Regions from separate parts of the Homo sapiens genome. Here region 2 is linked to region 1. A link is an interaction called in ENCODE POLR2A ChIA-PET data of the cell type or tissue named here. Cell type or tissue: K562. All regions are shown on one strand. Each heading gives the region's core, and the rest is flanking DNA. Links, peaks and the distances in the headings are about the cores only.

Region 1 (8,994 bases), core at 1-8,000:
TTGCAGCTGCCCTGATGGAGATGTCCGGCCCCTACAACAGCTCCCCTCGGCCGGAACAGCACAAGTGAGTTGGGTGAGAGTTTGGGGGAGCTGGGGGAGCTGATGCATTTGGAGACACAAACAGAAAGGGGGTCTGAAAAGCTCTCCCTCTGTGCCTCAAGTCGTTTTCCCACCAAAAGCCAGGGCTCCAGGATGCCCTCCATTCCAGGCTGCAATGGCAGTCCAGACCTGCCTGCTTCTGAGAGCCGGGACAGTCCTGAGGTCTTCAGAGATGGGGGTGTGGTGTGTCAGGGCCCCAGGCTCGGAACCCCAGGGATGCTGGCCCTCAGCCCCTCCCAAGGGCAGGGCCTTTCCTGTCCCAGAGGCAGAGACCCTGAAGCCGTCCCTGGGGCTGGGGCTGGGCCTAGCCTGTATCCCCAGGGCCCTGTGACAACCTTGTCTTTGTCCTCTCTTGCCAGGAGTTATAAGATCCGCTTCAACAGCATCTCCTGCTCAGACCCACTGGTGTCCTCTTGGCGGCGGAAGAGGAAGGAGTCCAGTAACACAGACAGTGCAGGGGCCCTGGGCACCCTCAGGTCAGGGCCTCACCAAGAGGGGTGCAACGGGTGGGCAAGCTGCCTGGGCAAACGTGGCCTGCAAAGGGAGCTCCACTGACGACCCCTGCACCCCAGGTTCTGTGTGTTCGGGCTCGGCTCCCGGGCATACCCCCACTTCTGCGCCTTTGCTCGTGCCGTGGACACACGGCTGGAGGAACTGGGCGGGGAGCGGCTGCTGCAGCTGGGCCAGGGCGACGAGCTGTGCGGCCAGGAGGAGGCCTTCCGAGGCTGGGCCCAGGCTGCCTTCCAGGTGAGCCCAGCCCAGCCCCTGCTCTGACTCCTGCCCCCTGGGATGCCTCCTCCTGCCTCACTCTGCCCTGATTCTGTTTGGTTCTTTGGTCCCTTCCTGTTCCTTCCAAAATCCACCCTCATCTCTCCATGGCATAGCCAGCTCTTCTGGGTCAGGGGCAGAGGATGACATGGCCCTGCCGACCACAGGGGTGCCTAGCCCAGGCAGAAGTGCAGCCGAAAGAGAGCAGGCAGGGCCCTGGCAGGAGGGAGCTTCAGCCAGGCACAGGCTGGGCCTCACAAGTGGGCGCACAAAGGGAGGGGGTGCAGGGCAGGGCAGGGGACCCCACCCAGGATGGGCAGGATGGAGGGAGAAGGAAGGGACAGAGAGAAGGTCAGACAGAGGCAAGGGCTGAAGCTGAGGCCAGCACAGAAGCCACAGGAAGCCAGAGGCCAGACAGCCTGGGGCGGTGCCTGCACCGCAGAACTGGTCCCGGGCCGGGCAAGCAAGCACAGGGAGAGGTGGATCCCTGGGGGCTGTGGCTTTTTAAGCCTGGGCTTCCTCAGGGGCAGTGCTGCCTGTCTGGGGATCATGTCTGCAGTTGACAAGGGCTCGGTCTCCCCAGTGCCACACTGTTCAGGGCAGTGCTGCTGTCCCGGGGCCCAGGCTGGAGCTCAGCAGATTTGCCTTGATTGGAGGAGGAGGGCATCCTAGGAGGAGAGGGAGTGGGGGCTACCTCAGGGACGGGGAGGTCAGGCTGCAGAAACACATAGGCCCTGATTGGGAAGAAGGGAACGGAAAATAAGACTTAAAGAATTTAAACAAAAAGAGCCATTGCAGCGGGATGAGACCACATCATCAGGTTTTGGGAATAGGACTTTAGAGGCGTAGGATCCATTACAGCATCACCGAACCAGAAGCAGGAAGGCTGAGCTAAGCAGAGCAGCAGCAGTGGAGATAGGAAGGAAGGGAGGGAGGGGCCGAGGAAGGAAGGAAGAGATATAAGACTTCACACGCACCACAAAAGAAAGATTAACGGGACTTGGTGATATGAGGCTCAGCCAATCACGGGTGAGCCCTGCATTTCAAGCCTGGGACTGGCCCAGCAGTTTTCCAGCTGTGTGCCTGACCAGGAGTAGACGGGATCCACACCCTCCCAGGGATCTGCCCCGTGGGGTCCCCTCTGCCGCCCGAATTGTGCGTCCCTTCCCAGGAGCACTTACTATCTGCACGCACTTTGTGGAAAGCTAAGGGCTTTACATAAAGTATCTCATTTAATCTTCACCAGAACACAATGAGGTGTAAAGATGGGGAAACTGAGGCATGTCACTGTAAGTACGGGATTCGGAATTTGAATGCAGGTCTGAACACACAGACGCCTTCACAGAGCTACCGTGTGCCAAGCACTATGCTTCTCGGATCACGGGATTAACACGCACCAGATAAGGAACGATGCACCAATCAGGACGTGCAGAGAAAGAGCCAGCCGGGTCCCTGGGCCCAGCGGCCAATCCATGAAATGGGCTGGCGGAAAAGGTGCTGTCCTTGGCGCCGGCCTCAGCCACTGGGGCTGCCAACCCCCCAGGAGCAAGACGCAGTGAAGCCGCCCAGGCGCCTCACTAGGGCGACCCCTGGTGGCGGGAGGTCCTCAGCCCTCACCGGCCTGTCCCGCAGGCCGCCTGTGAGACCTTCTGTGTGGGAGAGGATGCCAAGGCCGCCGCCCGAGACATCTTCAGCCCCAAACGGAGCTGGAAGCGCCAGAGGTACCGGCTGAGCGCCCAGGCCGAGGGCCTGCAGTTGCTGCCAGGTGGGCCCTGCCCTCACCCTAACCCGGCTGGTTCTCTGAGGCCCCCACACCCCGGGACTAAAGCACTCTGGGGCCAGGCCCTGCTCCCTAGCTCAGGCTGCCTCATTTGCCCCTCCCCGCCCCCAGGTCTGATCCACGTGCACAGGCGGAAGATGTTCCAGGCTACAATCCGCTCAGTGGAAAACCTGCAAAGCAGCAAGTCCACGTGAGGACGACGGCTTTACCGCCCCCCCACCCCTGTCCTGAACACCCTGACCCTGGACCCTCCTCCTCCCACATTCTCCCGCCCCCACCCCTCTCTGACTCCCCATAAGTGCCCCTCTCCCCACCCCCAGGAGGGCCACCATCCTGGTGCGCCTGGACACCGGAGGCCAGGAGGGGCTGCAGTACCAGCCGGGGGACCACATAGGTGTCTGCCCGCCCAACCGGCCCGGCCTTGTGGAGGCGCTGCTGAGCCGCGTGGAGGACCCGCCGGCGCCCACTGAGCCCGTGGCAGTAGAGCAGCTGGAGAAGGGCAGCCCTGGTGAGGGGCAGCCTGGGAAGCAACAGGGCACACCAGCCCCATGCCCAGCCCCACCCCCGGCCCCAGGCCTCCAGGAGCTCAGGACCCGACCCAGGGGGTGGCCACCTCCTCCACAGCTCAGCAGGCAGGCTCAGAGCTGGCTGTGCTGCCCACTGCCGGGCTGGCCTTGTTGCTGGACCATCCCCACACCCTCAAATGCACCCCCACCAAAAGGCTGTCCCCTCCCTCTGGGCTCCTCTCCGAGGCTCCCCTAGCAATCTAGCTTGCTCTGGAGCTGGCACTGGGGCTATTTGCTGCCACATCAATGCCTGGGCTTTATTTAAAATAAGGGGGTGGAGTCAGAGGCAGAGGAGCCCAGACCAACCCAGTCCGGCCAGGGGCCCCCGAACAATACACTGAGGCTACCTAGACAGGCCGACCCCGCTGCTCAAGGGCAGGCTCTCTAACAGTCACCAAAACACAAACATCAGCCCAGGTACTGCAGTCCTGCTGGGCCCTGTCCTCAGAGCTCCCTGTGCACTATCCCCAGGTGGCCCTCCCCCCGGCTGGGTGCGGGACCCCCGGCTGCCCCCGTGCACGCTGCGCCAGGCTCTCACCTTCTTCCTGGACATCACCTCCCCACCCAGCCCTCAGCTCTTGCGGCTGCTCAGCACCTTGGCAGAAGAGCCCAGGGAACAGCAGGAGCTGGAGGCCCTCAGCCAGGTTGGGGGCCACCCCAATGAGGCACAGGGGCTAGAGAGACGGGATGAGCTGGGGGGACCCCAGTGGCAGGAAACCCCCATGCAAAGTCCCCCCTGGACTTTCTTCTCCTGGCCGACATGCACTGGTGCTTTAAGACCCAGCTCCTCAGGGAGGAATTCATGGCTGGATTCTCCAGGTCTTAGAGAAAACTCTATTGGCCTGAACTGAGCAGGGAGAAACCCTAAAGAGGCTCAGTGGGGGAGGGGTCAAGAAGGGAGGTTACTAGGAAGGGCTATGGGGCCTCCAACCCACTGCATCCTGCCCCGCCAGGATCCCCGACGCTACGAGGAGTGGAAGTGGTTCCGCTGCCCCACGCTGCTGGAGGTGCTGGAGCAGTTCCCGTCGGTGGCGCTGCCTGCCCCACTGCTCCTCACCCAGCTGCCTCTGCTCCAGCCCCGGTACTACTCAGTCAGCTCGGCACCCAGCACCCACCCAGGAGAGATCCACCTCACTGTAGCTGTGCTGGCATACAGGACTCAGGGTGAGGCAACAAGCAGGAGCAGGCCTGGCCACAGCAGGGTTGGGACCGGCCCCTCTCTGGCCCCTCACCGGCCTCTCCTTCCCACCCCCAGATGGGCTGGGCCCCCTGCACTATGGAGTCTGCTCCACGTGGCTAAGCCAGCTCAAGCCCGGAGACCCTGTGCCCTGCTTCATCCGGGGGTAAGTGAGATGGAAGACTTGGTGGGGAGCTGCCCAGGGTCAGGGTGGCAGCTTTGGTGAGGAGTGTCACTGGTGAGGGGTGTCACTGGAAACAGGAAGGAGCTCTGTAACATGTCAAGGGTGTGGTGTCATTAGGTCACTTCAGAACTCTGGCTAAGCTTTGGCTCTCTCATTCATTTAGACTCAGAGTTCTGCCCTGAAACTATAGCTCCCAGAGCCAGAGCTGGGATCAAACCGGCTGGCCCTGTGGCTTTCTGAAAGCTTCTGTGTTCCTCTCTATGTCCCTGGGCTGTCTGATGTTGGGCAGCATGGCACCTGGGAACTACAGTCACTAAATCCTCACTCAATCCAGGGAGAACTACTAGTTAGGGTTAAGACCACCCTTGGCCTTGGTGTCACCAAGGACTCAAAGAAGGTGAAGGTTTTGGTTTTTTTTTCCCCCAGAGATGGAGTCTTGCTCTGTCGCCCAGGCTGGAGTGCAGTGGTACGATCTCGGCTTACTGCAACCTCCGCCTCCCGGGTTCAAGAGATTCTCCTATGGCGTGAACCTGGGAGGTGGAGCTTGCAGTGAGCCAAGATTGTGCCACTGCACTCCAGCCTGGGCGACAGAGCCAGACTCTGTCTCAAAAAAAAAAAAAAAAATATTCTCCTGTCTCAGCCTCCTGAGTAGCTGGGATTACAGGCACCCACCACCACGCCCAGCTAATTTTTGTATTTTTAGTAGAGACGGTGTTTCACTATGTTGGCCAGGCTGGTCTCGAGCTCCTGACCTCACGATCCTCCCACCTCCGCCTCCCAAAGTCTTGGGATTACAGGTGTGAGCCACCGCGCCCGGACCGAGGGTGAAGGATTTTAAGAGACCCTTCCTTCATGCTGTGTCCAGAAGTCTTGCCCGCTCTCGCAGCCAGGAACCAAAAGTCCTGGTAGGACTGAGAACAGTTCCTAGGCTGCCATCAGCTGGGCCTGGTGATTCAAATCCACCCAGGTGGCTAAACTACAAATAAACCGTACCCATCTACTGAACATAAACTAAATACCACTATTAAGGATACTTAAAATAAACACACTTAGTGAACCCATTATGAACTGAAAGTGTCTTTCACCCTTCCCACGTTTTCTAAATCCCCTGAGTCATCTAAGTATTCTTCAATCCAAAATGAACTATATTTCCTTTGGTGCAATCTCCAGAAACCACAGATCCAAGGAGTTTCAGCAAGTAGAGTTGTTTTTTGTTTTTTGTTTTTTTTTTAATTTTTTTTTGAGATGGGAAGAACTTGGGTCCTCCTTGCTCCACCCACCCTGCATGGTGAGAATGGTGGAGCAGGAAAGGCAAAGGGGACCTGATGGAGTGTCTCTCCTGCCAGGGCTCCCTCCTTCCGGCTGCCACCCGATCCCAGCTTGCCCTGCATCCTGGTGGGTCCAGGCACTGGCATTGCCCCCTTCCGGGGATTCTGGCAGGAGCGGCTGCATGACATTGAGAGCAAAGGTGAGGCTGGGGACTAAAGGACTGCCTGAAGGGAGTCACACAATCTAGGGACAGAGGGGTGGGGCTGGAAGGCAGGAAATAGGAAAGAGAGGGCAGGAAACAAAGTCCACAAAGCTGAAAAGACGCTCATGAGACCAAGGGGAGGGCAGGTACCAAAGGCAAGGGCTGGGCCCTGAGCTTCTGGCTTCCTGGTGCCTGGTACATAGTAGGTGTTGACTGGATTGAGGACAAAGGAAAATAGAATTTTCAAAGGGATTAGGGCTAAGACTCAAAGAAGAACTGCCCAAGGTGGATTCTTGACTGTGCCAGAGCTGACCGAGGTCTGTCCAAGACCTAAGGATGCTACAAGGTGTTCATATTGAGCATGGGGTGCCCAGGGTGGTCTGTCAATCAAAAGAAGAGGGCTGTGACTGGGAGGAGAGTTATAAGTATGGGAGAATATGAAGTGGGAGCGGGGAAGGGGACTGCGATGTCACACAATGCAAAGGGCATGGAATTCTGAGTCCGAAGCCGCGCATTCTAGCGCAGCTCCACCAGGGGCCACCACCTCACCCGCGCTTCCCTTCCCTCTGTAAATCAGGGCTGTGCAGGGTCTCTGTGAAAGCATTCTACACTCTCTTAGAGATGAAACAGCCAAAGTAATGGTGGTTTCAGCCCAAAACGCTGGGCTGCCAGGCTGGGCGACGGTGGCCTGTGGGGAGGCCCCACTAGCACTGTGCCCCGGAGAAGAGCCTTCCCAAGCGCGGGGTTGCTTGCAGGGCTGCAGCCCACTCCCATGACTTTGGTGTTCGGCTGCCGATGCTCCCAACTTGACCATCTCTACCGCGACGAGGTGCAGAACGCCCAGCAGCGCGGGGTGTTTGGCCGAGTCCTCACCGCCTTCTCCCGGGAACCTGACAACCCCAAGGTGTGAGACCCTGAGGGCGCAATGGTAACCTGAAGATAGGGAGAGAGGGGAGGACTCGCGCTCTCCAGCGGGGCACACCAACCACGGCCCTCCCGTGGCCTCCCACGACCACTCAGCCACCCCTGCACACTCTGGCCCACCCTTGTGCCCCGGCCCCTCTAGGCCCGCCTCCTCCCGCCCCTGCCCCGCCCCTTTGGCTCTGCCCCTGTTGACACCGCCCCAGGGCACGCAGGCCCCACCAGGCCCGCTCCGGAGACTTTCACGTCCAGGGCCAGCCAGCAGCCCCGGGCTGCGCCCCCGCGCCCACCCCCACCAGGGCCCGCCCTAACCCCGCCGCCCCGCAGACCTACGTGCAGGACATCCTGAGGACGGAGCTGGCTGCGGAGGTGCACCGCGTGCTGTGCCTCGAGCGGGGCCACATGTTTGTCTGCGGCGATGTTACCATGGCAACCAACGTCCTGCAGACCGTGCAGCGCATCCTGGCGACGGAGGGCGACATGGAGCTGGACGAGGCCGGCGACGTCATCGGCGTGCTGCGGGTGCGGAGGGGCGGGCCGGGCCTGAGCGTGCGGGGTTCCTGCTAAGGTCTCCGAGTCGGGTTCTGATCCACTGTGCTCTTTTCCGACAGGATCAGCAACGCTACCACGAAGACATTTTCGGGCTCACGCTGCGCACCCAGGAGGTGACAAGCCGCATACGCACCCAGAGCTTTTCCTTGCAGGAGCGTCAGTTGCGGGGCGCAGTGCCCTGGGCGTTCGACCCTCCCGGCTCAGACACCAACAGCCCCTGAGAGCCGCCTGGCTTTCCCTTCCAGTTCCGGGAGAGCGGCTGCCCGACTCAGGTCCGCCCGACCAGGATCAGCCCCGCTCCTCCCCTCTTGAGGTGGTGCCTTCTCACATCTGTCCAGAGGCTGCAAGGATTCAGCATTATTCCTCCAGGAAGGAGCAAAACGCCTCTTTTCCCTCTCTAGGCCTGTTGCCTCGGGCCTGGGTCCGCCTTAATCTGGAAGGCCCCTCCCAGCAGCGGTACCCCAGGGCCTACTGCCACCCGCTTCCTGTTTCTTAGTCGAATGTTAGATTCCTCTTGCCTCTCTCAGGAGTATCTTACCTGTAAAGTCTAATCTCTAAATCAAGTATTTATTATTGAAGATTTACCATAAGGGACTGTGCCAGATGTTAGGAGAACTACTAAAGTGCCTACCCCAGCTCATGTGGATTACAGTTTTTTTTTTTTGTTTTTTTTTTTTTGAAACGGAGTCTCCCTCTGCCGCCCGGGCTGGAGTGCAGTGGCGTGATCTCAGCTCACTGCAACCTCCACCCCACAAGTTCAAGTGATTCTCCTGCCTCAGCCTCCCAAGTAGTTGGGATTACAGGTGCCTGCCACCGCGCCCGGCTAGGTTTTGTATTTTTAGTAAAGACGGGGTTTCACCATCTTGGCCAGGCTGGTCTTGAACTCCTGACCTCGTGATCCAACCGCCTCAGCCTCCCAAAGTGCTGGGATTACAGGTGTGAGCTACTGCACCCGGCGTGGATTACAATTATAAAATGACAAGATTTCTGTTTTAACCTGTGCAGTTGTGGGTATGTGGTGGGGAAAGGGGTCATTCTTTTGACAGAGTCCTACACGCCACTTGACCCTGCACTCTGAAAACATGGTTTCCAGCCAGTCTGGGCTGCTCCCCCGTGCAGTTCTCAGGCTCGTGATCGAGAAGGCAGGTGCAGCACTCAGCTGCCAGGAGTGGGGCCTGCCAGAAACAAGAGTCACAGAGATGTGCAACAGCCATGAGCAAGCTTTACTGCTTATTTCATACAGGATGGGGAGCCACACCCACTTCCTGGGACATCACACCCGTACTGAAGTCCAAAAACATCATCCCTCCCGTCTTTCCACTGACAAGTCCCCATCCCCTACAAGCCCCAAGGAACCTGAAAGTGCTGCTGGCAGCCGCCAGCATGACGAATCCACAGCCTTAAAGCCCACCTGCCTCACTGTCGCCCTTCCATTTAGCTCGGCCTCATCCTTGACCTCTGTCCCCCACCTTGAGG
Region 2 (11,309 bases), core at 1,356-9,355, 220 kb before region 1:
AAGACTAGACAGTAGGATGAAGTTCCAGAAGCGCCAGGCTTGGCAGTTTTCTGTCCTGACTGAGAACATGTTTGGTGAAGAAGAAAACAGCCAGCCACCAGAGCTGTTACTTTCAAGACAGACTTGGGCTTCCATATCTAAAAATATGGAAGTCTGGAGGCCTAAATCATCTAAAACATAATAATGTCATTAAATTAGAAATCAATAAGATCTAATGTAACTCAAGTATTCATTTTTTAGCAATGCAGTAGCCCAAAAGCCTTAAAAAATACTCACTACAAAAAAGCAGAAAATTCTGGACACAAATAGTTATTTTAAATTTTTGTAAATTCATTCAGAGCAACTGTCAATTTCTGTTAACTTGTTAAAAACTTGAGTTTTCATGGCTACATAGAGGACAGAAGAAAAACTGAGTGCCAACACAGGTGGAAAACAGATTTAGGTGCTTATATGAAACCAGGATGTTCAAATTATTCTATTTTCTGGCTGGGCACGGTGGCTCACGCCTGTAATCCCAGCACTTTGGGAGGCTGAGGCGGGCGGATCACTTGAGGTCAGGAGTTTGAGATCAGCCTGGCCAACATGGTGAAATCCCGTCTCTACTAAAAATACAAAAATTAGCCGGGTGTGGTAGTGGGCACCTGTAATCCCAGCTACTCGGGAGGCTGAGGCAGGAGAATCACTTGAACCTGGGAGGTGCGATTGCAGTGGGCCATACTCCAGCCTGGGTGACAGAGTGAGACTCTGTCTCAAAAAAAAAAAAATTATATTTTCAAGAGAAAAATAAACCCAAAAGAATTTTGCCCATAACAAACTGCGGCAAGGGCACTACCTTGGTTCTGGATAGAAAGGAAAGACTCTCCTGAGAAACTGTCGGCATTATAGCTCACATGTAGATTTGAGGCCTGCCTTAGTTTAGATTTCCCCAAAGCAGACTATGGCAAGGATGTGGATACACATAATTTATTTTGGATCCTGGAGATCACAAGTGAGAGAGTTAGGAGAGTGAGAAAGAAAAGGAGAAAAAAAGAGCATGTGCACTATGGGCTTAATCCACTAGAAATCTTTTGAAAAATATGTAGAATTTATAGCCTCAACTTATGATACCAAAAAATCTCAATCTGGGAATTTTTTAAATCCCAAACTTATAGTGATCCCAGGTTTCTGGCAGAAACAAACTAAAATCTTCTCTGAAAAAAGTACATTCATCAACCTAGGTTTCAAATATATCCCACAGATAAAGTTCCAACAAACATGAGGTCAAAATTTTTTTTTAAATCACAAAACATATAATTAAATAAAATATTTTTATATAAAAATCCCACAGCTAACACCAACGGTGAAAGACTGAAAGCCTTTTTGCTCATATCTGAAATGAGATGAGGAGGCTTATTCTTGCCATTTCTATTCCATGTAGTACTGGAAGTTCTAGCCGGAGCAAGTAGGCAAGAAACATAAATAAAAGGCATCCAAGCTAGAAAGGAAGAAGCAGAAGTATCTCTGTTCTCAGACAACATGATTTTATAGGTAGAAAACCCTAAAGATTTCAAACTCAGACACACACACACAAAAAATCTGTTTGAACTAATAATCTGTTTGAACTAATAAGTAAATTCAGCAAAGTTGCAGGATACAGAATCAACATTCAAAAATCAGTTGCGGGGCCAGGTATGATGGCTTATGCCTATAATCCCAGGACTTTGGGAAGTTAAGGTGAAAGGACCACTTCAGTCCAGGAATTCAAGGCTGTGGTGAGCTATGATTACACCACTGCACTCCAGCCTGGGCAATAGAGTGAGACTCTGTCTCTTTAAAAAAAAAAAAAAAAAAGGAGATGAACCTGAGTGGACTTTGCTCATGCCCACACTAAAACCTCCACCCGGGGAAGTTACAGTTTCCTGTTCATTGTACACCACCTATATGCTGGCATGAGGACTCGCTGAGTGCAGCTGAGAATCCTCTGCATGTGATGACGATGACGCACCCTCTCCACGGCCCCATAAGCCCTCCTGTCACTTTCTGTCGGGGAGGCATGGCTTTGGAGAATACCCTCAGTGCTCTCCTCACTTGTACGAAGTACAAGGCCTCCCATTAATGAAAACCTGAGTTCCCGCTAAAAGTTGTTTGTTACTTGGCAAGTGAACAAACCTCGTTTTTAGGGGTGAAACAGGAGGAATAGATTAAACCAGTAAGAAAGTGAGGAGTCAGGGGAGGGAGGTAAATGAGATAAATCCTGAAGTTCACAGCAGCACCTAGTGAAAGTGAATTCCTACTTCAGGAGGGGATTTTTTTGTACATTTGGCAGTTTTCCTAATATTTTGTTGCAACTTTTTGTGTGAGTGCTTCTTTGGATCTGAGGCTCCAGGCTTTCTCTGTGAAGTTTGACACCACAGGGCCTCATGCCATCCGCTAGAGAACCCTAAAGATTTCTTTAGAGTTAGAAATATCTGTAAAAGCAGACTCTGGGTTTTTGCAGAGGCAAGAGGTGGTCAAAAGAATTTTCCCAGTACAAGAAAATCCTCTCCTTTCTGCCATTTCATATCCTCCTCCTCTAGAAATACTTTTCCAGGAGGTTTTCCTGGTTGACCCAGGCAGCTAAGGTAGCAGAGGGCAGGGTAATTCCCAAGTGCCTCCCACACTGAGCAACAGAATTAGACACCACCCATCACCCACATCACATGAGCAAAGGCTGTGAATGCGAAGCCCAGACACTACTCCCTCTGCAACTTTCCTGCGGCCAGTCACTTCTGGAAACCTTGCCCTGCATCCCTCTTCCTTGTCTCAGCTGGAGTGGGGTGAGAAGAGCAGTGGGAAAGCAGCAGGGAAGAGGAGTCAGCCCTGACCACACTTCCCTCCCCAGCTCCTCCCCGTCCAGCAATCTGAGTCTCCTCTGGGAGACAGGCAAACCATGATCCGATAACTGCAGTTGTGTTGTGTTGTTTTGTTTTGTTTTGTTTTGTTTTGTTTTATTTTGTTTTGTTTTTGAGATGGAGTCTCGCTCTGTCGCCCAGGCTGGAGTGCAGTGGCGCGATCTCAGCTCACTGCAACCTCCACCTCCCAGGTTCAAACCATTCTCCTGCCTTAGCCTCCCAAGGATCTGGGACTACAGGCATATGCCGCCAGGCCTGGCGAATTTTTTTGTATTTTTAGTAGAGATGGGGTTTCACCGTGTTAGCCAGGATGGTCTCGATCTCCTGACCTTGTGATCCGTCCGCCTCGGCCTCCCAAAGTGCTGGGATTACAGGCTTGAGCCACTGCACCCAGCCGATAGCTGCAGTTTTTAACACGAAAAGGATTGGGCAATGACAGAGTTGTGAAATCTAGAATCTGGTCCTGATGTTAAAGAACCCAAGATCCAATGGGGAATGAGTGAGTTGACAAAATACAGTTAAAAGAAGTGACTAGAAAACAAAAAAAGAAGAAGAATCATTTCCTGTTTATACTCTGAATGGTTTTAAATCCTTCAATAAATATGTTGCACACAAATAGGCTTGAGATTATCTGCATGCCCTCGTGCCAGGGCCGTGAAGTCATGCCCATCTGTGTCTGTGCAGTTTTACCACCAAGACTGAGCTGTGCAAAGAGACAAATAGCTGTCAGCTTTTCCAAGTAAACAGAAGCAGAAAGAAGGAGTGTCACATCTGACTTTCTACAGAGCACAAAGATTCAGACTTCTAAGGCTATTCACAGGAGGGGAGAGGGGAAAGGATGGGAAGGAGAGACAGGAATAGAGGAAGTGGGGCCGGGAGAGGGATCAGATAGAGGGGAGACCATCTTCACTCAGAGGCTTGGAAACTCCAGGGGAAAAATACAGAAGTTGCCCGGCAGAAAGGGGCCATTTTGTGCAACAACAACCCAGGGGGAACAAAGAAAAAGAAAAAAGAAAACCACCAAGTTGACATTTGTCTACCAGAGTAAAAAAAGGAAAAGAATTGCTACTGGATCTAGCCATAAAAGGACTAACTTAGAGACACTGAAGTACAGGAATTAATACTATCTTCAGCTAAGGAAAGAGACCACTTTTTACTTTTAATTTCAGTATTTCAAAACCACTAGAGTTTTTTTTTTTTTTTTGGCAGGGGGTGTAGGGGATGGAGTCTCACTCTGTCGCCCAGGCTGGAGTGCAATGGCATGATCTCAGCTCACTGCAAACTCTGCCTCCCAGGTTCAAGCGATTCTCCTGTCTCAGCCTCCCGAGTAGCTGGGACTACAGGTGAGCACCACCATGCCCAGCTAATTTTTGTATTTTTACTACAGACGGGGTTTCACCATGTTAGCCAGGATGGTCTCTATATCTTGACCTCATGATCCGCTCGCCTTGGCCTCCCAAAGTGCTAGGATTACAGGTGTGAGCTACCGCGTCCAGCCACCACTAGAATTATTTTGTAAAACTCCAAGGTTAACAAGTTCATGAAAAGAATGAAAACAAAGAGATTAAATTCAGAGCCCTGTTCTGTATCTGAATTCTTTCCTGCAAACCACCTAACTGTAATATTCATACCCATGCCCCTCGAAATGTACGAAGCACATATAGTGCCTGGGACCTTGTGAAAATGCAGGTTCTGACTTGGCTGGTCTGGCGTGGAGGAGATTTTGCATCTCTAGCCAGTTCCCAGGGTTGCCCATGCAGGCCAGTGGATCACACCTTGAGCAGCAAGAATTGAGACCACCCACTGGCTGCCAAAATTTTTCTTTTACAGAATATAGAAGTGAAAAAAAAAATCAACCTTTACCCCCTAGTCTCTAAAAAAAAAAATTTTTTTGTTGCTTATTGACTGAATATTTATTAATAACCCGTAGAAGGCTGAATACAAGAAAAACATAGCTCCCACCTTCCTCCAGCCCATGGAGAAGCTCAGGATTATGAGCCGAGAAACTGTGACATCTTCCCTCGCCTCCAGTCTGGACCAGGTGTGTCCGCATGCCACCTGCTCTGCTAGTGCCAACAGGTCAGCACTGTGCCATCCCATGGGGAGTGTGACCTGCACAGAGAATCCCGTGCTCTGCCCCCAAAGCCCTCATGATTATAGAGAACAGAGTAGAGTTTCTACTGCTCCTTCATTATCCCTGGCCAGGCTCTCCCTCCTTCACCTCATTCTGCTCCAGTGACACATCCCAAGGAACAGACATGCCCAGTTTGAAACAGGGCAGCTCCTGCAAAGCCCCACTCTGGGGTAGCAGAGTCATCTGCCTTACGTGGAAACAGAAAGAAAAGGTCCCAGAACAGAGTGGCAGGGCCTTGCTTTAGGGCAGAGAGGACATTCAGCAGGAGCTGCAAATGTCAGCACCCAAGGTCATCAGGACAAGATAACGAACAGACTTAAGTGGCCCCAGATTTCCAAGTATTTCTACTTCCTCTTTTTGACCATATAGCTGGGCCCTTGATAGAAGGACATTTCAGAAGCCTCTCTCGGCCTCAGACAGTTTTGGCTGATATCCAAAGCAGAAAGCAGAAGCTGCTCTTTCTGGCTTGTTAACGTCTGAGCTCCCGGAAGAGATTATACCAGAAAAGCCTAGGAGATTTACTGGAAATTATACTAGAGGAGACTGTGCTAGAAATGCCTGTGATTATAGAGATTATGCTAGAAGAGATGTTGTGAAGACAAAGGGGGTGGGGTGCCCCTCAGGCGGCACTTAGGGAGTGGGGAGCTGTCCTGGAGACCCTGAGGAGTCAGATGTGGAGGGAGAGGAGAGGCTGGTGGGACCAGGCAACAGAGGGCGATGGTGGCCTGAGGATGTGATGAGACCTCAGGGTGATATGCCAGGAACACCAGCTCCTGGGAACTGCAGCTTTCAGCTGTGGCAAAGGCAGGTGTGGTCCCACACCATGAGAGGCACCCCTTTATGGGGAACCCGGAGGGCTGCACAAAGGGCTCCTCAATAGTAAACAAGGAAGGGATTTTGAAAACGCAGTGCTGGGGCACACCTGATCCCCCTCTCAGGCTGTCCCAAGCTGTCTCCCGTCTCCCAGTGTCTGAGTTTGCTAGGGCTGCCGTAACAAAACACCGACTGAGGGGCTTAAACAGGAGAAATTTCTTTTCTCTCAGTTCTGGAAGGCCAAAGTCCAAGATTTGGCACCAGCGGAGTTCCTCTGAGGCTCTCCTTGGCTAGTAGATGCCGTCTTCTCCCTGTGTCCTCAGGTGGCCTTCCCTCTGGGCCTGTCGGCATTCTGATTGCCTCTAATATGACATCAGACATATTGGATGAGGGCCCACCACAATGATCTCATTTTAACTTAATTACCTCTTTCAAGACACTGTCTCCAAATACAGTCACATCCTGAGCTACTAGGGGTGAGGGCTTCAACATATAAATTTGGAGGGGACAAAAATTCAGCCTCTCACGCCCACCACCTCCCACCCTACCCCAGAAGCAAAAAAGGTTTCCTTCCTGCCTCAAGGACTCTGGTACTCTCCAGGCTTGAGGACCAGCCCTCTGTCCATGCTGCAGTATAGATTGAGATCTTTGCAGATGGAGTTCTGAATATCAACATCTGTGACAACTAAAAGACAACCCCCCTGCCCAACTTTGGCCAAAGTTCCTTGGAGTCAGGGTGGTGAGTGGGCAAGTAACTCAGTCCTATCAAATGTGCCCATGGACACTGAGGTCTGAGCAGCCCTGCGCACTCTGCGTTCTCATGGCTGTTCACGACATGAGCAACGGCAAGCTCAGGGTGCTCTGCCCCTGAGTGTCTGCTACTTTGCATTCTCCTTTCTCATGTTCCTTGTCTTCCTACAGTTCTTCAGCAAGCACACCACCTTCCTGCCTGCTGCATCGCTAACTTGGCAGTCAAGTAACATTTGTTCTTTGTAGTAAAGGGTTTATGCCTCACCTCTTAAGCAGACTGTAAACTTCTTGGTGTCAGAAGCTCTGTCTTAAGTCTGTGTGTATCATAACCCTGCACACAGCAGGACATGGTAGTCGGGAACGGTGAAGGGTCTGAGATCTAACTGTACATGCAGGTCAACAAGTCAGTCTGCCACAGTTTCATGGATGCTGGTAGAAGCCACAAAACCCCGAGTTATGACAAAAAACAATTTATTACACACGGCAATAGCAGTGGCCACGGTAGCAGCATTTTTGCGTGGGTTCTAGGACCCCAGTTCCCACAGACAATGCAAAGAGGCATTGCAGGTGACACCAGCACAGCCGGTGGGCTGGGTTCTAGAAAAGGAACCCTGAGCTTAAGGAATCTGATTCTTTTATAACAGGTGATCATGCCTGTCCTTTGGTCCAGAAGAAGACACTATTTTCCAAGGCTGCCCATTAGGAGGTGAGAACATCTTTGAAAAGGCAGTCAGTGCCACTGCTCACAAGATGTGTGGAAACATGAGACACGGGGAAAGGCAGCCATCCGCATTTTTTGATGGGTTAAGCATTCCCTGAAGCCTGGCTAAGTGAGGCCCCATAGGTTCTTGCCCTGCTAATGGGTCTCTTTCCACACTATCCATTTCAACCCAGCTTGGCTTCTGGGCTTAGCTACTTTACATTTGCCTGTTTAGCAAAGAATTGGGGGCTTCCATTACTCCATCACTGGCAGTAAAATAAATGTTGAGGTTCAGGAGATTCTAAATTCCTCTGAGATTCTAATGTCTTCTTTACTGGGGACTGAGGGAGGGATGGGGACTGCAATGGTTCTGAGTCCAAGTTTTTCTGCCTGATGATTTGTGGGCTCTGGACCCTGGGAAATGAGGAAACCAGCTGGCTACACACCCGCTGCTCATCCAAGGCTGGCTCCCCTTGGAAGGGATTCTTGAGCACTCCACACCCCTCAACAGCGAAACAGAACGTAACATTCTACACTGCAAGCTCCTACATCGGGGCCAGCAAGCTTTGTGTGTAAAAAGCCTAATAGTAAATATTTTATGCTTTGTGGGCCATTCAGTCTCTGTTAAGACTCCTCAACTCTGCCCTTGTGGCACAAAAACAGGTACAATGTGTAAAGAAATGGGTGTGGTTGTGTTTAGATACATTTTTATTTACAAAATTCAATGGCAGGCTGGATTTACCCCTCAGGCTGTAATCGGCTGACCCTGTCCATATTCTGAACACACTCCTGTCTCGCAGGCTTCTTTACAAGCCTCTATGTAAAGCACAGGCTGGTGAGGGCCCCAGGAAGAGCAGCACCGCCCTCGGCACAGGCCCCTACTCCAAGTCCTGTGCAGGAGCAGGTCTTGCCCAGCGCAGCAGCTCTGCACCTCTGTGGCACCGCTCTGCCAAGAGGGAAGGTGCAGGCCCTGCAGCCCATCGCCTTGGATCTGAAGACCAGCCCTGTGGGGCTGCTAAGTCATGAAACTGGCCTCATGGAGATTTCATAAAGCCCCTACCAGCTTTCCTGCCCTTCAGAAATGCTTACATCTATATATTTATGTTATATCTTCATATATAAAGAAAATGGAAAAAGTCAAAATCAGTTTGCTATCATTTACAATGAAAGGAAGGAAGACTAAGGATGTGTTTATGTGTGTGTGGAGACAGGAAAAGAGACAGAACCAACACTAATTACTGCAAAACGAAAAAAGAGAAAGGAAGGAAGACAGGGAGGGAGGGGGCAAAAATCTCATTCCATGCTCCACACAGTTCTCTTAAGTCTACAGGCCGAGGTTGTAGGAGCCTAGACAATCTCAGCAGGTAAGAAGATTCTAGGCCCACTAGACTTACACTTTACACTGAATTGAAGAAAATCATAAAAAGGGGTTTTGCCACCTGGATGTACAGCAGAACATAATTAAATTTAATCTTCTTGGGACAGTGTTTTAATGGGATAAATCAGCTCCCATTTAACCTCATACATAGCGACACAAAGAAAGGCCTTTCATGGCGCACGAGGTGTATAAACAAAGGGAAACCATATCTTTCTGGGCAAAACTGCTTTTCTGGATTGTTTATTATGTTTAATCAGCATTGTGGAAAATGCAACAATATCTGTTCATGGACTTGAGAACCCCAGAGTGGGAACAGCAGGTGCGGATGTGGGGAGAAGAAAGGAGGAGGGTCTGGAGAGCGGCCATAGGGGAGGCAAGTGTGAGGAGCCAGGAGTGGGGGCCCTGGGCTGCCCTAGACAGGGACATGCGGGCACCCCGTGGGGTCTTTGGCAGCTCACAGGACAATGGCAGTGGAGGTCTGCTCCCTAGAGGGCGAAGGGGGCACTGAATTCTCCCCCAGTAGCCTCTTCTCTGATCCTTCCTCATTCTGGAAAAAAAAGAAAAAAGAAATCCTTAGGGGAAAAGGATGCAGGCAGAGTTAGTATCATAGAACTCAGAAAGCAGAAAGAGGAAAGGAGGAGGGAAAGGAAAAGGTGACAGGAAAAGCAGATCAGGCAAAAAAAAAACAAGGTGGCAGAGGAAGGGGAGTCAGACGAACACCTGGGACAGGGCAGAGGGGAGAGTGGGGAGATCAGAGCAGAGGAGGGCGCAGAGAGGCACAGGGCGGCGACAGTTGGCCCAGGACCATGGTGATGGCCACATTCCCCAGACAGCAAAGGGGAGAGCTGCATATGGAAAGAAGCTGAGGGGCACCAGGCCCAGCCTCAGGTTCGGGTGCCCCTGGCCCCGCACTCCTACCTGTCCCACACACTCACCACCCAGACTCACGCTGCCCAGAGGCCCCTCCCCGACAACTCACCAGGGGCTGGGAGCTCTGGCCACACAAGTTTCGAAGACCTACTCCCAAGGAAACCAAGGACACAATGACCTTCAAGACACAGACAGCCAGGAACAGGGCACGGATTGCTGTGAACAACTTCTGGAGATAAGGGAAGAACAAAGATAGTCAGGTGTCAGCTACTCCAATGCTGCCCACATCACCACCCTCTCCACCCACCCAGGCACTGACTCTATCCAGCTTGCTGCTCCCACCACAGCTGACTGTGTTTCCAGCCACAGCTTCCATCCCGTTGGCTTGTCTGCAGAGTGAACTTATCACTCCCTGTCAAGAAGTGGAGACTATTCCTTCAACCCGTAGAATCTGGAAGGGCCTAGAACTGCTTTGGCCACAGTGAAAGTGACACTATACAGTGACAGGGAAGCCCTTAGCTGGTCTGGCAGCTTCTACTTTCTGTCTCCTGAAATGCTTGCAACTAGGGTACTCCCCATTGGAATCCAGTTTCTGTGCTATGAGAAGCCCAAGCCAAGTGGAGAAGCCATTGCCGGCTCTTGCTGACAGCCCCCGCTGAGCTCCGGACCATGCAACTACATCATCTCAGACCTCCAGCCTCGGCGAGCACTTGGATAACTTCACCCCCATCTGACTGTAACTGCATGAGAAAACCCGTGAGTGAGAATGGCTCATCTGAATCCAGCCAACTCACAGCACCGTGAGAAATAATAAGTTGTCATTTTAAGCCACTACATTTTGGTGTGGTTTTTAATTCAGTAATGGAAAACTGTGATACCAACACACCAGAAAAGCCAGAAGGGTGACCCACTATCTCCTCTCTGAAATGTCTCCTCTTTGTTCCTCACCCTCCTTGATTCAGAGAATCTTCGTGTCATGAGGTCTGAAAAATGTCTGTAGCTTACATTAAAACCTCCTGAATGAAAGACCCAGCATGAAGTCCAAGCTCAAAGAGCCTACATCTCTGTCCTCCAGGGCCCCCAGCTCCCTGGGAAAAAAGAGCTGTGATGGGTCCCCGAAGACTGGACTCTTCCTGCTCACCCTCAGCATCTGCATGTAAGCTCTACACTCCTCCTTCTGCCATTGGTTCTCTTGACTTCGCCGCATCCATCTGTACCCAGTGGTAGGGAAGACAGGGTCTGAGCGATCACACACAGTGTCGATGTATAAAAAGGGTTCAGTTTGCCAGATGAAGCTATTCACGCAGAGGACAACAGCAGCCATAGCTGTAGCAAAGCCTGCCAGGGTGAGCAGGCTGGATATATAGCCCTGGAAGAGAAAGAGGGTCATGACACACGCTCCTTCAATCGGTGGAAGAGTCATGAGGTCCCCGCCTCAAATCCCTCTCCTCTTCCCCAGCCCTTGTCCAGGAAACCCTCTCCTCCCCTCCAAGAAAGACCCCAAGATATTGACAACCAAAGGGCAGAAGACAGATAATGGAGCAGAATTCAGGAGGGGGTCAGTGAACAAGGTGGAGAGAGGGTGTCCAAGACTCACAGCAAGTTTGCCCGGGTGCTTCTCATGGACAATGGCCCCAGCTCCTGCTGCGATCACCTGAAAAGAGACACCAGAAAAAGGCCTCCAGTTTACTCTTCTGAATTGGTCTATCATCACCCTCCCACCAGCAGTTCCCAGAATAGCCAATGTGAAGCAGGATCCCAGGGACAGACAAAGAACTCTGACACACAGACCAG

The links. ChIA-PET counts read pairs that join two places held together with the same protein. Peaks named below come from ENCODE experiments on the same cell type or tissue, not always from the same donor. Only the 100,000 strongest peaks of a DNase experiment are listed, where the experiment ranks them.
Region 2: POLR2A ChIA-PET joins it to region 1 with 5 read pairs; 2 of 35 experiments call an interaction of 5 or more read pairs at or near these places.

Annotation. Positions count from the first base shown.
Region 1 is chr7:151,006,431-151,015,424 of GRCh38, forward strand. It overlaps NOS3 (nitric oxide synthase 3), which reads left to right. Exons shown (of 27, transcript NM_000603.5): 15 at 1-64; 16 at 459-575; 17 at 672-846; 18 at 2,500-2,632; 19 at 2,759-2,837; 20 at 2,968-3,155; 21 at 3,685-3,857; 22 at 4,167-4,377; 23 at 4,469-4,556; 24 at 5,921-6,042; 25 at 6,801-6,949; 26 at 7,294-7,488; 27 at 7,578-8,158. The coding sequence ends at 7,739. ATG9B (autophagy related 9B) reads right to left here. Exons shown (of 14, transcript NM_001317056.2): 14 at 8,721-8,994. Among named protein-coding and RNA genes, the nearest start is that of ATG9B, 14 kb to the right of the region's middle. RefSeq lists enhancers at 226-806, 807-1,387, 2,315-2,364, 6,860-7,551 and a silencer at 7,187-7,386. In K562, for the core only: CTCF peaks have their summits at 2,454 (motif pointing left), 3,073 and 6,575 (motif pointing right); DNase peaks (open chromatin) are centred at 1,851, 2,371, 3,051, 4,101 and 5 weaker places; H3K4me3 peaks cover 3,478 bases.
Region 2 is chr7:150,782,432-150,793,740 of GRCh38, forward strand. It overlaps TMEM176B (transmembrane protein 176B), which reads right to left. Exons shown (of 7, transcript NM_001101312.2): 4 at 11,113-11,169; 5 at 10,657-10,884; 6 at 9,625-9,744; 7 at 8,870-9,192. The coding sequence ends at 9,100. Among named protein-coding and RNA genes, the nearest start is that of TMEM176B, 12 kb to the right of the region's middle. In K562, for the core only: no CTCF peak of the experiment used is centred there; a DNase peak (open chromatin) is centred at 5,390; H3K27me3 peaks cover 5,300 bases.